Linked DNA regions of Homo sapiens: region 1 is linked to region 2. Evidence: chromatin contacts called from ENCODE Hi-C data. All regions are on one chromosome and are shown on one strand. Each heading gives the region's core, a stretch centred on a gene start or an enhancer-like site at or near the end of the contact. The rest is flanking DNA. Distances are from core to core; before and after follow the strand shown.

The links. Hi-C counts contacts between places; a loop is a spot of excess contacts on that map. Pooled maps may share reads with other maps.
Region 1: a loop to region 2 is called in a map of aorta, with 2.2 times the contacts of the local background. The contact joins two enhancer-like sites. A Hi-C loop is called at or near these places in 2 of 168 maps with a recorded cell type or tissue (aorta and ascending aorta) and 3 of 50 pooled maps.

What each region holds. Positions count from the first base shown.
Region 1 is chr9:122,073,408-122,078,432 of GRCh38, forward strand. All of the region lies in intron 1 of TTLL11 (tubulin tyrosine ligase like 11), which reads right to left. Among named protein-coding and RNA genes, the nearest start is that of TTLL11, 17 kb to the right of the region's middle. Within about 2 kb of position 2,429, at least 5 of the 41 ENCODE cell types and tissues checked have a DNase peak (open chromatin) inside an H3K27ac peak, as active enhancers do; they include ascending aorta, where a contact is called at or near this core.
Region 2 is chr9:121,746,715-121,751,251 of GRCh38, forward strand. All of the region lies in intron 3 of DAB2IP (DAB2 interacting protein), which reads left to right. Among named protein-coding and RNA genes, the nearest start is that of DAB2IP, 97 kb to the left of the region's middle. RefSeq lists an enhancer at 1,798-2,321. Within about 2 kb of position 2,357, at least 20 of the 41 ENCODE cell types and tissues checked have a DNase peak (open chromatin) inside an H3K27ac peak, as active enhancers do; they include ascending aorta, where a contact is called at or near this core.

The sequences.
Region 1 (5,025 bases), core at 1,179-3,678, 330 kb after region 2:
TCAGAAAATGAAATAAAATAAAATAAAATCTTGTGGGAAAGAAAGAAAATCAAACAAGCAATCATCACAATAAAGTTGATTCATGCTATGATGGGGTCTGAAGGAGCACAAAGCAGGAGCATCAACCCAAGGTGGGGAAGGAAGGAGCTGGGAAGGCTTCTTAAAGAAAGTGAGATTTAAGCTGAGACCTGAAGACAGGGGAAGTTGTAGGCAGGCAGAAAGAAGATCAGATAGTCTATCTAAAGATAGAAACACCTCACCAATCTGGAACACAGCTATCTCATGTATCCAGAAAGTAGCCAGAACCAGGAAAGAAGGCTTAAAGGCTACTTACAGCCAAAATATGTTAAAAAGGCCATGGCCCTTACTTGCCCAGAAGCCTCTCATTCACACAAGCCTTTCTCTACCTCCAGGCTGACCTCATCTTGCCTTCCTCTGTCACCCACCATATTTGTACATACTTCCAATAGGGCTCTTAGCAGCCCACAGTGGACTCATCAGCTACGTCTGCTTCCCCCAGCACAGAGCATCCAAGGCCACCATGTGTGGCTTTTTAAGTCATGTACAAGAGTGCCATGATGCTGGCCGGGCGCAGTGGCTTACACCTGTAATCCCAGCACTTTGGGAGGCTGAGGCAGGTGGATCATTTGAGGTCAGGAGTTTGAGACCAGCTTGGCCAGCATGGTGAGACCCCATCTTTACCAAATATACAAAAAATTAGCCAGGTGTGGTGGTGCGCACATATAATACCAGCAAGTTGGGAAGCTGAGGCAGGAGAATTGCTTGAACCTGGGAGGCGGAGGTTGCAGTGAGCCGAGATCGTGCCACTGCACTCCAGCCTGGGCGACAGAGCAAGGCTTCATCTCAATTAAAAAAAAAAAAAAAAGAGTACCATGATGCTGTTCACAGGTAAACATCTTTAACACTTTAACATATGGAATATTTTTACAATTATAAGCTGTATAACAAATGGATTATTCATGATAACAAATGTAAGTTATTGTATAACATATTGTCATCATGAAGGTACTTGTTGATTTAAACTGGGAATTGAGAAATATTTTGGTTTTGTAAACTAACATCAGATGATTTTATATTTGGGTGGTTTTTTTATTTACAACAAGAATTTTCTGGCAATGGCAGTCATGTCTTATTTTAATAAGCCAGTATGTATTGTTCCCCTTTGACAAATTCAATAATCAAGAGACCATGTGCTGGGCATTGTGGCTCACACCTACAATCCCAGCACTTTGGGAGGCTGAGGCAGGAGGATTGCTTGAGACCAGGAGTTTGAGCAACCTGGGCAATACAATAAGACTTTCGTCTCTACAAAAAAAAAAAAAAATAGCTGAGTGGGTTGGCATGAGCCTAGTCCCAGCTACTCGGAAGGCTGAGGTAGGAGGATGGTTTGAGCCCAGGAATTTGATATTGTGCCACTGCCCTCCAGCCTGGGCAAGACAGCAAGACACCCTGGTCTCTTAAAAAAAAAAAAAAGACCTTGTTGATGTAATCATATCTAAAATAGTCTGTGTTTCTAAATAGGGATCTGCTTTGACATTTGATAGATGATTGATGAGTCCCTTTAAATTTTTTTAAAAATCCCTCATTGGTATCAGATTCACATTCATATTGTAATTCAATAATCTGCTGTTTGCTTACTGTGGCAGAATATTTTTGAATTTCAAGTTCAAATCAACAATACTATATAAATATTAATAACCAACATTCATTTATCATTAATAATCCATTATTGTAACAAATTTGCTATTGATATGTAAGTACTATATTGATGAATTTAATATTCTTTCCTTGAGGAATGGGTCCCTTTTTCTAATTCACACAAAACATGATGGGCGAGTAGGGATCACAGGGATGGTGTCTGATAGTGATCACCCGTGCCTTGCACAGGCCTTGGGCCACAGCAGACATTCAACACATATTTGTTGAATGAATAATAAAGAACTTCCAGGCCTCAATATATATGCTTTATTTTACCATACCTTCTAGAAATACTTCTGCACAGTTAATGGAAAAGTGTTGCATACATTCTTAGAATAACAGTTCTTAGTGACCAGCTAAAGCTTATTAAACTGTCACACAGCAGGAACCACTTGCCTCTCCCTTCGTTCTCTAAACACAGAGCATTTTTCCAAAAAGAACGCCTTAGGAGGAAGAAGTTTTCATAGCTGTAATATATCATTAGAGGAACATCTTTGCAACCTGCCTAGAGAGTCATAAAGTTTAGTAATTTCTAAGAAAATGCCATAAAAATCCAGTAAGATGGTAAGGTTTTGTGTAAGTAATCTCAAGCAGAGTCTGAGACTCCTTAAGTAAGGAACAAGTGCACAGGCTAAAGAAAGCTATGTTATCATGGAAAGTAAACCCTTCCAAAACCTAAGGCTTTTGGGCTTACAAACAGCTGGCTCTCTATTTCTGGACTGGGCTTCGCAATGCCAGAGACAGGCATGAGTTCACTGCCTGGAATCCCTTCATGTCATTTCCCTTTAAGGAAAACAGTCATTTAGAAGGTAGAAAAAAAAATCAGCTCTAGAACCATTATTGATTCCACAGTTCAATTCAATCAGCATCTGTGAATGCCTTCTCTGTGCCAGGCACTGGAAGGACTCAGAGATGAAAAACAACATCTTTGTGATGATACTCACCCTGAGGCTGGGTATCTTACAGTCTATGGGAAGAGACAGATCATCTTAATCAATAATCTTCCCCATCCACCACCATTCTGTCTGTCCCAGGGCCAACACCTCTCTCCTGAGGTTTATAATAGCATCCTAACTTGCCTCTCTGCCTCCACTCTTCAAGCCGTCTGTAAGCCATCCTCCATAAGGCAACCAGAGCGATCTTTTTAAAAGTGTAGTTATCTTGCTCCCTGTACATGTTGGCAGTGGTCTGGCCTCTGCATGTGGTCCGGCCCCCGAGTGTCTGCTGGCAAGGCAAGAATCAGACTGGAAATTCCCATACCAAGCCAGGCCCTCTGAAATGCCACATCCTCAGTGGGTGAAACTGGAAGCAAACCTTCTGTGTTTTGGCCTTGCCTCAGGAAAGGGGAAATAAAAGGAATAAGTCTCTGCTCAGAATGTCTAACCATGATACCTTCCTATCCAAGTATGGAGTCAGAATTCATCCTACACCTATAACCAAAAGAAAAGTCTAACACCAAAAAATGTAGTTTTAAGTGTTCTGGGTAGTAGAGCCCCCTGAGGCATCTGTATAAAAGGAAGATTCTAACTTGAAACCTAAGCCTCAAAGAATGATCAGCAAGTAAAGTTCCAAGGAACATAAGATCACCATCAAAAAAAAAAAAAAGGCCTAACACCTAAATCAGAATTCCAAAAAGACAGAAGAGAGTGGATGAGAGACAGTATTTCCATAATTGATAAGACACCAAACCTCAGAGACAAGAATCCCAACAAATCCCAAGAAGAATAAATCAGAAGAAATCCTCACCTAGAAATGTCTTACTGACAGCGAAGACATCTAAGACAAAGGGATTTTAAAAACAGCCAGAATGAAAGACATTTTACTAGCAGAAGAAAAAATTAGACTGACAACTGACTTCTCAACAGCAAAATGGAAATGAAAAAACAGTGGCATATCTTCAAAGCGCTGAGACCCTATAGCTATCAACTTAGAACAGTATGTACAGCAACACTATTTTTCAAGAACGAGGAGAAAATGAAGGTAATTTTGGACAAATAAAAACTGAGTTTATTAAAACATACTTCCAAGAGAAAGGAAATGACCCCAGAAGGTAGGTCTGAGTTGTAAAATAGAATAGCAAACAAAGAAAATGGCAAATGTGGGTAACTCAAAAGGACACAGACTATATAAAATACCAATAACGCCTAATTTGTGAAGTTCAAAAAAGAATAAGATAGGACTAAAATATTGGACAACAAACGCATATATGTTGGAAGTGATGTGGCCAAAATGAAAAAGCATACTAAAGATCCTTGCATTGTTAAAAAGAGAATAAAGACAGTAACCTTAGGCTTTGTGAAATTATACACACATATTAAATTTTCTAGGGTAATCAATAGAAGAATAAAAATAGAATATGTAACTTCCAGACTAGTGCAGGGAGAAAATGAACAAGAAAAAAAATCAATTAAAAAAGATATGAAATCACAATCACAGAAGAAATTTTTAACATAACTCTTAATAGATCAGACAAAAATCAGGGCTATAAAATTTATATAATACAATTCACAAGTTAATCTAACACACATATGTAAAATATTGGACAAAAATCAGGGCTACAAAATTTATATAATGCAATTCATAAGTTAATCTAACATACATATGTAAAATATTGCTTTCAATAACTAGAGAATGCATGTTGTTTTCAAGCATACATGGAACATTTGCAAAAACTGACCATGTATTAGACCATAAAGCAAAAACCTGCAAAAAAAAAAAAAAAAGATGGGAGGAAGGAGGAAGGAAAGAAAAAACATCCTCTAACCACAATGAAATTAAGTTAGAAATTAATAACAAAAAGATAAGTAGAAATAACCTTATTTGCTTAGAAATGTTCTTGAAACACAAATCTAAATAACCCATGGGTCAAGGAAGAAATCTTCATGAAAATGTAAAATACATAGAACTACAAGGTGATTTTTTAAATACTGCATAATAAAACTCATAGGTGTAGCTAAAGCAGTAGTTAGAGGCAAATTTGTAGTCTTGAGTGCTTTTATTAGCAAAGCAGCCAACTTAATATTGGAAAAAGAACAACAAAATAAACCTCAAAAAGTAGAAGAGAAGAAGTAATAAAGAGCAGCAAGCCATGAAATAGAAAAAAAGATACAATGGAGATGATCAATAAAGTCAAAAGTTGCTTCTTTGAAAAAACTAATCAAATTGAGATACATATAAAATACTCTAAATGACCCAAGGAAGGGGACTTAGCCTAGCCTGGGGCATGTGTGTGGGAGTCAGGGAAGATATATGGAAAAGATGAGGTAAAACTTAATTCTTGAAGGATACGTAAAAAGGTAGCCAAAC
Region 2 (4,537 bases), core at 1,107-3,606:
AATTAGATAAGCCAGAGGGGAAGCACTTCCTGGAGAATGGAAATACTCGCTTTTCAGCTAATTTATTCTTTTGTTTCATTATCATTTCCCACTTGGGTCTCGCATCCCCAGGGCCCTGAGGTGGCTGTTGGAGGTATTTATGGTCCCGGGTGGGGTGCAGGGACCAGTTAGAAACCAGTCCCACTCAGGCCATGATGCATGGGTGTGTTCACATGTGAGGAGGAGCCAGGCACAGACTGAGCTCAAGGAGAGGGAACGCATGGGTCAGGGCCTTGAAACATTCTCAGGAGTGGTGCTGAGTGGAGAGATGGGGGAGGGCAGTGGGCTAGCATGTTTGTGGTGGGCTCTAGAGCTTGGGAGCTTCAGAGTTGCTGCAGTTGTGGCTGGGGTTGGAGCCCCAGGTGCTGTGCAGGGAGGTTGGGCTCTTTTCCTGGGGCTGGGGGTAGGGGGACTGTCACTCTCCCTAAACTTTCTGAGCAGCCAGGCTAAGCCTGATAGTTTTTCCTACAGGCCAGGGAGGGCTGCAGGGTTGTCCCTGCTCAGAAGCAAGAGGGGCAGGGGCAGCTAGCCCACAGCTCACTTCTGATTTGCCCACCACTCACCCTCGTCAATGAGTGTTCCTTAGATGCTTTTTTTTTTTTTTTTTCCCCTGAGACAGAGTCTCGCTCTGTCGCCCAGGCTGGAGTGCAGTGGCACTATCTTGGCTCACTGCAAGCTCCACCTCTCAGGTTCACACCATTCTCCTGCCTCAGCCTCCCGAGTAGCTGGGACTACAGGCGCCCGCCATCACGCCCAGCTAATTTTTTGTATTTTTGGTAGAGATGGGGTTTCACCGTGTTAGCCAGGATGGTCTCGATCTCCTGACCTCATGATCCACCTGCCTCGGCCTCCCAAAGTGCTGGGATTACAGGCGTGAGCCACCGCGCCCGGCCTAGATGCTCTTCTTTTAAAATTCAGGGCACTTCGCTGTTCTGCTGAGGTTTATGAATGTTTAAAAACTGCTTTGCGGTCCCCAAAGTAATTTGACAAGTCTGACAGCTATTGATTAAAAACCCGAAATTATTCAGGCTGCAGGATGACTTGGGGGATTAGATGGAAAGTTTTTTGTTTCTTCTCTCTCTCTCTGCACCCCTCCTCCCCCGCAAAAAAAAAAAAAAGAAAGAAAGAAATAAGATGTGGAAAGGTAAATGTGTTCCTGAATGTTTTTTGAAAACTCCATTAGGCTTGCACAGTTTATACGGGGAGAGGATGTTGAAGGCTGCCTCTCATTCAGGAGCCAGTACCAGCGCCCTCTCGAATCCCTGGTCTCTCCGGAGCTTTGGCCCAAGTCACCCCAGGCAGCAGTGAGATGTTGCTATTACATTATTACAGGTGATGGTAGTGGTGTTGGTAGCAGTTATGATAGTTTATGGTCCCTTATGTTCTAGGGAGTTGACGTAGGGTTTTTGTGGCTTTCTCTGAAGTAGCTCAGCGTGTGAGGAAATGGCACCTAGAAGGGGGAGGAAACTCGTTCAGGGTCTGTGATAGACCTTAGATACAGCTGGGATAGAGACCAAAGACTCCTTCAGGGAGAGGAACGGGCCGTTGCTGGGGTGCTGGGCTGATTGGATGCCTGGCCTCCAGGCCTGACTCACTGTGAGGTAGGTGCCAAGAGTGTCCCACAGAGGGTGACCAGGCCGTTAGAACCCCAGCTTTCACTTCTGGACCATGTGACCTAGCCAAGCCACTCCCTGTCTCTAAGCCTCAGTTTCCTCTTTAGAGAACGTCCTAAAGCTTCCATTGAGCCTTTTGGATTAACTGGCTCATGTATTGCCCCATGAGCCAGGGCTTGTGGGACCTGAGCTTGAATACCCACTCTCCCTTTCTTCTGGGGCAGTGCTGCCTTTTGTGCAGAGTTGTTGGGAGAAGGCCATGAGATGATGTTTGTACTTTGGTGAGAACACCTGCAACTGGCACATGGTAGGTGCTTAGTAAGTGGCTGTTAGGTCCAGGCTGCCACAGTGTCATTCATTTAGTCAGCCTATATTGGGCACCACGGGACACCAGGCCTCACAGCAAGCATGAGCTGTCCCATCCTCCTGTTTTGGTTGCAGGGTGTGGACCCTCCTCTGCCAGCTCAGCCCTGTGATGTGGGGGGAAGCACAGGCTCCCAGGGGTGAGGGCAGAAGGCCACGTGTCTCCCTGTCTCACAGCCCAGGGCGTTCTGTGTGTATGGGGGCGTCACAACTGGGTCTTGGTGACTGCTAGGACCTACCCCTTACCTTGGCCTGAGGGAACCCTGGGTTGAGAGGGACCACGCCTCTGGGCCCTGTCATCCCTGGAAGACTTCCCAGGCAGGGCAGCCAACCTTTCTGCCTTTTTAGGACAGGCTCTGTCTCCCCAGGGCCCTGGGAGCCACCAGGCGGCTGCATTCCTCTCCTCTCCCCTGGGATCCCAGCTGGGCCAGGAGTGAGCACTGGCCTTCTGAGCAGCCGGTTCCCAGGCCAGCGGGGCAAGGCTGGGCTTGGGGAGAGAGCTCTGCTGGACATACTAGGCAGGGCGCTGCCCTGTTTATGTCCTGCCGTTTGATTCCCAGCAGGTCAGTGCATTCATTGTGACCATGTCCAGACTCTCTTTTTTTCCAGTGTGGGCAGACGCTTCTAGCACAGCCTCTGGACCTGCCTGGCTATGACAGGCAGAAGCATGATTGGCATGTTCTGACCTGATGAGGCCTAGAGAGTCTGCTGAAGTCCTGACTGCAGAACCATCAGGTCCTGCCAGCCTTTGGGTGGGCACCAACTCTGTGGAGACAAACCTTGTCCAGGATTTCTCTTCCTTCCAGACCTGGTTGGGGTAGTGGACAGTGGCTTGGGACCACACAGGCTGGTGGGCTGGAGACTGGGGCTGGAGATGGCTGTGCTTGGGAGTCCCAGGCAGAGGGGCTAAAGGGGCCTCCTCACGGGGGTCTACTGCCCACTGCTAGGCACACCTTCTTCTCCTTTCATTTCGCCTCAGGAAATGAAGGGCTTTTTAAAGAAATTTGAGGCATCCCAGAGCATTTGGGCAGATATGATTGATCCCCATTTTGCAGATGGGGAAAACTGAGGCATGGAGAACGTAAAGCGTTTGAGTCGTCACGGGACAGGAACAGGAAACAGCCTGGGAAGTCCATATCTTGTCACTCCAAATTGTCAAAAGTGTGACCTATCCCAGAAATGTCAGCCTTGATAGCAGCGTGTGCATCGTTCACCAGTGTTGTTCATAGCTGTGTCTCCAGCTCCTGACATCGTGGCTGGCAATGAGGTGGGCGAATGGAACAGACCAAAGAGGCATGAACAGTTATGAGCAATGGATGGGAGTCACTGACACCCCTGCCCTCCTGAGCCTCCCGCCTGCATGGTCTCATTTGATCCTTAGAGCAACCCATGAGGAAGGTGTGTCGTTATCCTCACTACGGATGGGGAAACTGAGTCCTAGAGAGTCGAATGACTTAAAGTATCCAAGGTTGTATATTTCATAAGGAATAGAGACTCGGTTTGCTCTGCAGCCAGGCACCCTTGACACTAGGCCCTCTGTCCTCCTGCCCGCTCGCAGCTGCAGGTGCATTTCTGTAGCATTCACTTGTGTGCGCGCGCGCGTGTGTGTGTGTGTTTAATCCCAGGGCCCACTGCACTGCCTGCCTTTGTGTACTGCCCAGCCCATTACCCTGGCAGCCCTAGCCATGCAGCATGTCTTAAAGGGGCCCCCCGGCTCCTGCTTGCACACTTTCAGAGACAGGGAGCCCACTCTCTCTAAAACCAGACGAGCCTGGCCCATTCAAGGACAGCTGTGACTGAGCTGGAAGTGGCCTCTCCTGGTCCCAGCCTTGCCCTTTGGGGCCACACAGGGCAGCTCCCTCTGAGCTTTCGAGATTTGGAGGGTGACCCTGAGCCCCTTATTTTCCGACCAAACAATCCCACTCTCAATTCCCCCCACCCAATAGTTGGGAACACCCTTGCTGTGTCAAGTAGGGATTTTTAATTACTGTAAGTTTCGGTTTGGGGTCCTTTCCCTCCTTGGAATAATGAGTTTGCTGAGCTTTTGTGTCACCGACCTTTTAAGAGAAAAAAGGATCAGAGTTGAAAAACAGCTTGTGGGTTGGCTGGAACGCTATCAGATAAGGCTAGGCCCCAGGAGCCAGGACAGTGTCCCCATTGTTCTGCCACCAGCCCTCACAATGAGCTGCTGTTGGGCCCTGGCGCTGTCTCTCATAGCAGCTCCCCGTGCCTTGTGCCCACGTTTCCTGGGCCCTGGGCAGGGGCTGCCCCATCCCTGTATCCCCCGGTCCTTCCTTCCCCACCTGGAGTGAGTGGGTCACAGCTAGTGGGTTAGCTGGCTGTGGACCTTTCCCTGCTGCCCGGCTGCTGTGGACCTTTCCCCCTGCCCGGCTGCTGTGGACCTTTCCCTGCTGCCCGGCTGCTGTGGACCTTTCCCCCTGCCCGGCTGCTATGGACCTTTCCCTGCTGCCCAGCTGCTGTGGGCCACCCCTGGACGATGGAAAGGCCAAGCCAAGGCTGGT